2 separate regions of the Homo sapiens genome follow, and region 1 is linked to region 2. The links are chromatin contacts, found by Hi-C in ENCODE. All regions are on one chromosome and are shown on one strand. Each heading gives the region's core, a stretch centred on a gene start or an enhancer-like site at or near the end of the contact. The rest is flanking DNA. Distances are from core to core; before and after follow the strand shown. Region 1 holds the start of LCN1 (lipocalin 1). Region 2 overlaps LOC124902294 (a long non-coding RNA gene).

What was found. A loop is a pair of places that touch in the nucleus more often than their neighbours do. Pooled maps may share reads with other maps.
Region 1: a pooled map shows a loop between it and region 2 (5-fold over the local background). The contact joins the promoter of LCN1 here to the enhancer-like site in region 2. A Hi-C loop is called at or near these places in 1 of 168 maps with a recorded cell type or tissue (K562) and 5 of 50 pooled maps.

What each region holds. Positions count from the first base shown.
Region 1 is chr9:135,518,596-135,523,366 of GRCh38, forward strand. It overlaps LCN1 (lipocalin 1), which reads left to right and starts at 2,845. Exons shown (of 7, transcript NM_002297.4): 1 at 2,845-2,992; 2 at 3,452-3,582; 3 at 4,637-4,707. The coding sequence starts at 2,903.
Region 2 is chr9:133,233,209-133,237,894 of GRCh38, forward strand. It overlaps LOC124902294 (a long non-coding RNA gene), which reads right to left. Exons shown (of 2, transcript XR_007061830.1): 1 at 4,121-4,686; 2 at 68-401. Among named protein-coding and RNA genes, the nearest start is that of OBP2B, 26 kb to the left of the region's middle. Within about 2 kb of position 1,308, at least 2 of the 41 ENCODE cell types and tissues checked have a DNase peak (open chromatin) inside an H3K27ac peak, as active enhancers do.

The DNA.
Region 1 (4,771 bases), core at 1,595-4,094, 2.3 Mb after region 2:
GTGTGCATTCTTGTTCATATGAACCCATGCGTGTGGGCACAAGTGTGTTTTGTGTGCATTCTTGTTCGTATGAACCCATGCATGTGGGCACAAGTGTGTTTTGTGTGCATTTAGCACTCTTTAAATATGCACTGAAACAGAACCTTTCCCCCACCATCAAAGTCTGCACCATTTGTGTTTGTACAGCCAGCAGGTAGTTTGCCTTGCTGACATCATTTATCCCCCTGACCTCGGTCTCCTATAGACTTGCTAAAATTCTCCCTTTCAAATTTCCTTTGATGGAGACCAGTGAGTGGTAGACGCTCTCAGTTGTTGTTGTTGTTTAATTTTTATTATTATTATTTTTTCGAGATGGAGTCTTGCTCTGTTGCCCAGGCTGGAGTGCAGTGGCATGATCTCAGCTCATTGCAACCTCTGCCTCCCAGGTTCAAGCAATTCTCCTGCCTTTGCCTCCTGAGTAGCTGGGATTACAGGTGCACGCCACCATGCCTGGCTAATTTTTGTATTTTTAGTCAAGATGGGGTTTCACCATGTTGGTCAGGTTGGTCTCAAACTCCTGACCTCACCTTGGCTTCCCAGAGTGCTGGTATTACAGGCATGAGCCACCACACTGGGCCTCAGTTGTTTTTTAATGTCCGAGATGTCTTTATTTTGCCTTCAATATTTTATGAAAGTTGCACTGAGAATAACATTCACAGGTAAATGTGATTTCTCCCGGGTCTGTTAAAGACGTCACTCCACTGTCTTCCGGAAGGCAGCGTTGCTATTGAGAGGTCTGCCATCAGTCCACATCCGCTTTTATGGTATGTAGTGTGGCTCTTCTTTCTGGTCATTTTGACTTTTTTTCTCCTTTCCTGGATGATCTGCATTTCACTGTAATATTCTAGGAGTGGATTTCTCAATTTTGATCATTCCTTGGTAATTTAGATCTGGGGTGTCATCTTCATGTCTTTTCAATTCTGAAGAATTCTGAGCTATTCTGTTGCTTTGTTGCCATTTTAGAAAATGTTTTTCTTTCAGAACTCCTATTCTGTTTATATTGGAACCTCCTGATCTATTCTCCATGTGTGTTAACTTTGTGCATGTGTGTGCATGTGTGTATGTGTGTGAGTGTGCATGTGTGTGTGTATGTGTGCATGTATGTGCATGTATGTATGAATGAATGGTGTGTGCACGCGTGTATGTCTGCGTGTGTATGTGGGTGTGCATGTGTATGGGTTTGTGTGCATTTGTATGTGTGCACATGTGTGTGTGTGCATGTGTGTGTGCGTGTGTGTGCATGTGTGTGTGTATATCTCTGTGTGTTGTGTTTTCAGAGCTGCTGCACTCTAGTTGGTTTCCTCCACTCATTTTATTACTAGCTCCAGGCTGGAGACTGAATCTATCTGTAACACCTCAATTTCTCTTTTGAATTTTTCTGCTTTCATTGATTTTGTTAGTACTATCTTCCATGACACTAAGTCTCTTTTCTACTATGTCAAGTCTGGAATTTAACCTGTCTATTGAGTTTTTTATTCACTTTATTATTCATCTTCAAGATTTGTAATTATTTCTATTTCGTCTCTCCTTATTTCTTATATTCTGGCCAGTTCTAATTTTATACTTTATATATTTTTAAATCACTAGGCATCTTGATCATACTCCTGCAGTTTTAAAGTGTGTGTCAGACTTTCCTTGGCTGGTGTAAGTTCCTGTACCAATTGCTCATTTTTAGCCTGCCTTTCTTAGTGTGGTGTTTCCTTGGGTAATTTGGAACCTGGCCTTTCTAGCTTATTTCAAGGTGAGGATATTGTGTCTCTGCATTTCTGCCTTTCTCTGCCATCTTGTTGTCACTGTCCTCTGTCTAGCAGTGTTTTGTAGCCTCTGCTCCCATCCCGGGTCCCAGGCTTCTGCTCTGCAGTGATGCAGAGCATGTCACAGATAAAGTCATCCTTTCCAAGGACGGCTTGTCTCAGCTTCTGCCCTTGAGGCTGTGTTGATGTCCTCTTGCCTTCCTATGCCCACAGTGCTCCACTAAGTTATACGAAGTTACAGCCCTGGGATGTGTCAAGGAGGGTTTCTCAGCCTTCTTTCTGGAGTCAGGGAAGCCCCTCCCATCACTCCCAGGAGCCGGACCTAGGCCCTCTCTGCCTGCCTTGGGACTTGGAGCTGACAGGCCCCTGCCTCTGCCCCATCACCAGCCTGTGCTTCTCCTCCATTCCTTGTTTTATGTGAGTGTGTGTGCGTTTGTGCATGTATATATGTACACACATGCATACACACACACACACCTGTCTTGGTCTTCTGTCTGTCTGACCTATTGCTGCTCTGTGTGTGGAGCAGAGAGGGTCGTTACTGCACACCTTGCTCAGGACAGTGGACACCGTCTTTAAATGCACACGGGATCGTGTTCACACAGGAGGGTCCCTTTTTTTCCATGATGAATCTGAGGCCAAGTAACCTGCCCAGAGATGCAGGAAGCTCAGCTGAGCCCCAAGCCCACGGCCCTCGGACTCCAACCCCAAACCCCCTTGACAGTGTGCACGTCAGCAAGTGTGGGATGGCTGGGGGGCATCTGTTACGGCTGCACACGTCCCCAGGAGGCCTGCACACCCTTCACTCCCTTCAGTTTCCCTTCAGGTGAAATCTGCAAATCTGCTCCTCTGGACCTGGTCCTGTCCAAGTGATCCTCTGGGATTAACAAGCTGTTATTCACCAGCCTCCAACAATAATGGCAGGTTATCTGCTCCATTGCAGAACTGGCAGTGGTTTACATCCAGGAAGGGATTGGTCAGTCTCCTGTGCCAGGTCCCTGGGGGACCCTGAGCCCAGCGGTATAAAGGGCGGCTGTGGGAGGACTGGTACAGCCTCTCCCAGCCCCAGCAAGCGACCTGTCAGGCGGCCGTGGACTCAGACTCCGGAGATGAAGCCCCTGCTCCTGGCCGTCAGCCTTGGCCTCATTGCTGCCCTGCAGGCCCACCACCTCCTGGCCTCAGACGAGGAGATTCAGGATGTGAGGCCCGGATGGGAAGGCTGGGCTGGAGGGGGCAAGGGGCGAGGCTGAGACTGGATGGAGACCCCATGCCTCCTCCATCCAAGGAGACCCTCGTTTTTGGGTTGGGCATTCAAGCCCTGCCCTGAGGGAATGGTGGGATGGGGCAGCAGGGGTCTGGGCTGGCAGGGTAGGTGGCGCAGGGGTGCAGAGTGGGCAGGGCTGGGAGGGTGGGGGTCTGGCTGACTTCACTTCTTCCCTGGGGATGAGGGCTCCTGTGGTCCTGGCTGGCTTGTGGGGGCTGGAGCCACCTTCAAGTGGGCCTGGCGAGGGTGCTGGGTGTTTTCTGGGTGGGTTAGATTGGGGAACGTTCCCCGTTTCCAGCCCTCGGGGTGCGGTAGAGTCTAGGGGCTGCAGGCCAGGGAAGGGGGAGGCTCTGGAGCAGTCGGCCTGAGCCTGATAGAGAGGGGCCTTCTCCAGGTGTCAGGGACGTGGTATCTGAAGGCCATGACGGTGGACAGGGAGTTCCCTGAGATGAATCTGGAATCGGTGACACCCATGACCCTCACGACCCTGGAAGGGGGCAACCTGGAAGCCAAGGTCACCATGCTGTGAGTGTCTGCCAGCCGGCCGGGCAGCCTGCAACCTGGTCTAGGGCCTTCCCTTTCCCCACCCAGGAGAGCTCTGGTGCTGGGGAGGTGGGCAGACCTGCTGGGAGGCCTCTCTCGGCCCCTCCTGCAATGCTTGAGGGCAAACTGTGCCACTGAGGTGCCTCGGCTGGAGGGGCCCTGAGGGGGCAGAGGCCCCGGATCAGACCCTGTGGGCTACCAGTGGCAGCCCTGGGTACCGCCCACTTCCTCCTCCGACTAGGGAATGTCTGGTGACGTGCAGGCCCCTTTGGGAAAAGGTGTTTACCCCCGACCAGAGTCAGAGCCAGTCCTGGCAGTAAATTTCTGCTTTGGAGAAGTGCAGGGATGGGGCTTGCAGAATGACCAAGAGGGGGCATAGGAGAAGACACCATGGAGAAGACCCCCTTGAAATCCCTGTGTAGCGCTCACCTGTGCGGCTCTCACCTGGGCTGCTTCCACCCGCGTGGCTCACATCTGTGACTTCCCACCTGTGTGATTTCACCCGCATGGCTCCCTCCTGAGTGGCATGCAGTGCCTGTGCTCCGGTCCTGGGGGCTGAATCTCAGGAAGTCACTGACCCTGGCAATGACCCCGATTTTTTTTTCCCCCAAAGCCCCTCACTGAACCTTTCCCTCTCTGGGCCAGATGATGATGGATATGGGGCTTGTGCCTGAATGTCTCTAAAAGGAAGAATGCAGCTGGCGGGATGAGGCTCAGGCCCACGCCACAGACGCTGCCTGCAAACCAGGCAGCCTGGGTGCCTCTGGCAGGAAATGTGTTGGGGGCGGGGGGTTTGGGAAGGCAGCCACCAGGAGGAGCGGTGCAGAGCTCCTGGCCATCTCGGGAGACCCCGGGAACTGCCGCATGGGACCCGGAGGGGCCGCTGGTGCCTGGGTCTGAGATGCAGAGAAGCACCCTCCTCCATGGGCCTGTGGCAGACTCGGGGCCACATTTGCAGGGCATTGCAGCATGGTTGCTCCAGGGCCGGGGGAGGCACAGGCCAGGGCCGCTTTGCCAGGGGGCTTCTGTTTTCCAGGATAAGTGGCCGGTGCCAGGAGGTGAAGGCCGTCCTGGAGAAAACTGACGAGCCGGGAAAATACACGGCCGGTGAGTCCCGGGGCCTGAGCCAGAGCCTGAGCTTGAACACACGCTGGATGTGCGGGGGCAGCCA
Region 2 (4,686 bases), core at 58-2,557:
ACTAGAAATACCATTTGATCCAGCAATCCCATTACTGGGTATATACCCAAAGGATTATAAATCATGCTTCCATAGAGACACATGCTCACGTATGTTTATTGCAGCACTATTCACAATAGCAAAGACTTGAAACCAACCCAAATGTCCATCAATGATAGACTGGATTAAGAAAATGTGGCACATATACACCATGGAATACTACGCAGCCATAGAAAACGATGAGTTCATGTCCTTTGTAGGGACACGGATGAAGCTGGAAACCATCATTCTCACCAACAATGAGATTTTCTAATGCCGGGCATGGATGATAGGTGTTTTTGTTCTTGGCTTGCTCCCTGGGTGCTGAAATAGTCAGGATTAGGACAGCGGACCATGGAGAAAGTGCCCAGATGTGCTGGTACCTGCAGCTCAGGACAAAGGGAGGCAGCGTGAATGACACGTTCTTTTATTTGGGTTCTTGCTGCTCCCACGTTACTGTCACAATATTTTCTGTGGAGTTGAAAAGCAAATGCCCCAAGGCAAGCACAGAGGGTGCAGGGGTTGGGGTGTCCCGAGGGTGGGGCTGTGGGCGGGCCTGGACCCCCTGCACTGCGGCTCCTCCTCTGTCCCTGGGGTTCCGTCCTCCTTGGTGGCCTGCAGGGCCTCTGTCCACTGCCGGGCCACCAACTAGGCTACAGAGACACGGTGACGGTCAGGTTTCTCAGGTCCCCCGGGCTAAGGAACACGTGAGCCTTTCAGCCACCACGTTGACCACACATGCGACAAAGGCAGAGGGGCCGCCTGGTCACGGAGGACGAGCAGCCCTTTGCCCCGTCTCCTGGAGGCTGGCGCTCAAATGAGTAAACCCAGGGAGTCCTGAGATTCTTCCTGCTCAGACACAATGCCCTAGTGAGGTCGCTTCCTGACACGAGTTTAAAGGATGCACACGTGTTATAAATCTTAGAAAGCTGGAAGAGGGGAGAAAATCACTTCCAATCCCACCTCCCCAGTGACTCACTCGCGAGTTGGAACAGTTTCCTTCCTGTCTTTTTTCTAACAGAGCATCTTACGTGGATGCAGTGACAAAGATGCGTCATCCGCCTGCGACCGAAGGAAGCTGCGGGAAGAACACCCAAGGGCCTTGTGGCATCTCTCCTGCGCCCTGCACTTCCCTGGGGCCAATGCCAAGGGCAAGGCCAGCCGTGGCGGGCAGCAGCCCCTCTGCTGGACACGGCGCCTGCCCCAAGGCCAAGGCTCCAAACTCGGCCCCCTACTGAGCATCTGATTTCCTGAGTCCCCCTCCGAGGGCTCCAGGATTTGACCTCACATTTCCCGCCCGCCTAAGTCTGTGTGCTTTTAGGCCTGTGTGGCCTTCCCTGTCTGTGCCCTCAGTCTACCTGGACGCTGCCATCCTTCAAAACCCAGCCCAGTCCCACCTCCTGAAGGATGAAGGGGCCCTGCCCGCCTGGCCTCCAGGGCGTCTTGGGCCAGGGCAGCCGCAGTGGTCCCTGCATGTCCCCGTCACAGAGGGTGCCTGTCCTGAAGGAGTGCAGTCATCCCAACAGGCCTCGGCCCTCTCTGGCCACCGAGGCTCCCTCGCCCTTCCGGGTTGGGCTCAGCAGAGGCTCTTGGGGCTCAACTGGAGTGAACCGAGTCGCGGATGGTGGAAGTGAGGGGTACTTGGCCATGGAGGCCCAGGGCTTGGCAGGGGGGCCCAGGGCGCATTCCTGGAGGGGCCGCTTCCCGGGAAAGGTCGCGCTGTGTTTGTGTTCCGGCTCTTTCCTCCGCCTGAGTTCCTCCGAGGCCCTGGCTTATCTGAACACAGGACCCTGTGTGCCACGGCATGCACCATGTCACGGTGAATGTCACACAAACAGGAACGTGCCTGGAGGCCGCCTGGACCTGTCCTCCCGCCCATCAGCTGCCAAGGTGATGCTGTGGACATGGCCGTCCCCACTTGCTTCCCCACTTATGGAGCTCCTCATGGGCTCAACACCCCCTTCCAGAAGGCTGGCCCCAGGAGGGGAGTCGCCGGCATCTGGAAGCCTGGCAGGCCTCCGCAGCGTGGCCAGCATGGGGTCCATGAGTCAGGGGGTGGAAGAGGCCCCGTGACATGGGGAACACACTAAGCTCCTAGCCCAGCTCTTCTCCTGGAGGACCGGATGCCCTCGCTCTGCCGCTGGGGAAGGAGTGCGCAGGGGGCTTGAGGCCAGCAAAGGAACTGCCCCCCAAATCTTACTCCGGGATCGGCACTTTCCTGGAAGACCCCAGGAGTAAGGAGAAGGAAGAGCAGCGGGGAGGGAGGGAGTCCCAAGCCAGGTGCCACAGAGATGGGGCAGCGTGACCCTGTCCAGGTCACCTCCTGGGAAACTGAGGCCCAGCCAGGCAGAACTGGGTCTCCTGGTTCCAGCCACCACCCACCACTCAGGCAGCTGCCACCTGGGAGGCAGGAGATGTCTGAGGTGGGGTCTTCATACCACGAGCCACATGGAGGGAGGCCACGATCTCCGTCCTCCCACCTGCACACACACCCTCCCCCAGGTGAGCACTAGGAAGCCCTCTCTGGGGTGGGGGTGGATGCTAATGTTCTGTGCAGCTCTTTGGTTCAGTGAGTCCTTTTTGGTGAAAGGGCTCAGAGATGCGGCTAAAGCCTGTGCCAGCCTTGCACTCCCATGAGGTTGCTGTTACCCTCATGCCACTTTCTTGGGAGAGGAAGGTGAGGCTGGAAATGGTAAGGGGCTGAGCTCACTCAGAGGCTAGCACGACCCCAGGCTCACACCTGCCAGCAATGTTAAGAGGCACTGGGAGCTGAGAAGGGCTGAGGGTGCCACGCTGGGGTTGGCCAGGTCCAACCTGCCCCCTCCTTTGAGGCCCTCTCCTTCCTTCCTGTGCTGGCCTTTGGAGCCCACGGTTTCAGCATCCATCACGGACCCCACCGCACACCCAAGCGCTGCTGAGGACTTTAACTCCTGCTTTGGAATTTTCAGTGCTTCTGATTATTCGTAGACTCAAAATCAGAAGAGGCTACTTGCCCTAAACAGAACATGGTATATTTGCATTGCAGATCATTTTACATTTTTAAGAAAAAATGCAGTTTCTCTACAAAGTCATCCCCCTCCAAAAACAAAACAAAACAAAAAACCTCCCTAGGGATTTTGACAGGGCTGCCATCAGGCGTGTGACTGATTTGGGGATAATTCCCCCATCCCTTTGCTTTCCATTACCCTGTGGCCCCCGCGTCCTTCAGGGCAGGTGGCCTTGCCTTGTGAGCATCCTGCCCGTTTGGGGGCATTTCCTGGGCACCTGGTAGAGCCGTAGGTGAGAATGGCCCCAGTGGTACTGGGCAGATGTGAGCACAGGGACAATGTTAGTGCAGGAAGTCAGGGGCCCGTCAGGGCTGTTGGTGGCTGACGCGGCATCCATTCCCCTCCCCGCATCCCCCCAACACACCCGCACCCTCATGGATGGTGACTGCACTCCCCACTCCAGGGCTTGTCTGATTGATCTAATGGGGCGCCGTCCCTCTGGTCTGTGATTGCTCTGGAATGAGCCACGGAGCCCAGAGAAGGAACATGCAGAGGGCATCTGAGAACTGCAGCAGGGGACCCAGTTGGGATGAGGCAGCCCTGGGGACCTTGAGGAGAGAGGCAGGAAGTGCCCAGTCCTTGACACCATCCCCGAAGCCTGCCCCACGCCTGGACTCCAGCCAAGGCATGTAAGGCCAGGTGGACTCAGCAGTGTGAGGCAAAGCACGGTGCCCGGCTTGGATGCCACATGTGTTGAGCCAGCTGTGCTGTGGACAGGGCGCTGTGGACAGGGCACAGCAGACAGGCGGGGGATGTAGGCATCGGGAGGGGGAGTCATGGCTGGTGAGAGCACCCCTGGAGCGGGAAGTGCTGGGCAGCGAGAGGTCAGGGAGGCATGGGGGCTTGGGACGGCCACCAGCCACATCAGAGCAGCACTGCTGCTGATTCCCAGCAACATGGAATGAGGCCCCTTGGCAAAGTAACAGAACGTATCTTTGAAATGGCAGCAGCTGATCTTTAAAACAGAGGCAAGCCGTTCCTGTCTCAAAACGTTTAAATCCTCACCCCAAACCATTATGCGGCTCACTGCACCCGTGGAAAGCCAACATCAATACCTGCGTGCATGCTGGCCTCCCTGGCATGGGCATTCTTTGAGGTTGCTGGCTCAAAGCCCCCAGCACTGCCAGAGGGGGAAACCGGCAAACCCAGGAACTCCAAGGCTCAGCTCAACAGCCACACCCTTCCGTAGGCCAAAGGAAGCAAGAGCTTTTTCTTTCTCACTGTTCTCAGGGATTCATTGTTTTTGTTTCTGTTTTTTGTTTTGTTTTGTGTTTTGGGAAGGGGACCACGTCACAGGTTACTATAGAAACAACGCCTGAACTAGATGGATGACGAAGCTGTTATTCCTCGGGGAGGCTCTTCAACTTGAACCAATTGTGGGGCCATTCTTTAGAAAACGGCTGTTTTTGCTCTGGGAACATTTTTAAATTATTTCTTCTTCCTTTGCCTCAGATGGGAGGAGCATCGCGCTACTGGATCACCTCTAATCATTTTTTCCTTTTTTTCTTTTTTTTATCCAAAGCCCAGCTGGCCCATCACAGGGTCATGTGTGAAAAGAGGGCTCCATGCAGGTGTTCAGAAGAATGTTTTCAGTTTGTACTCATCTCAGAAAATGCTTCTG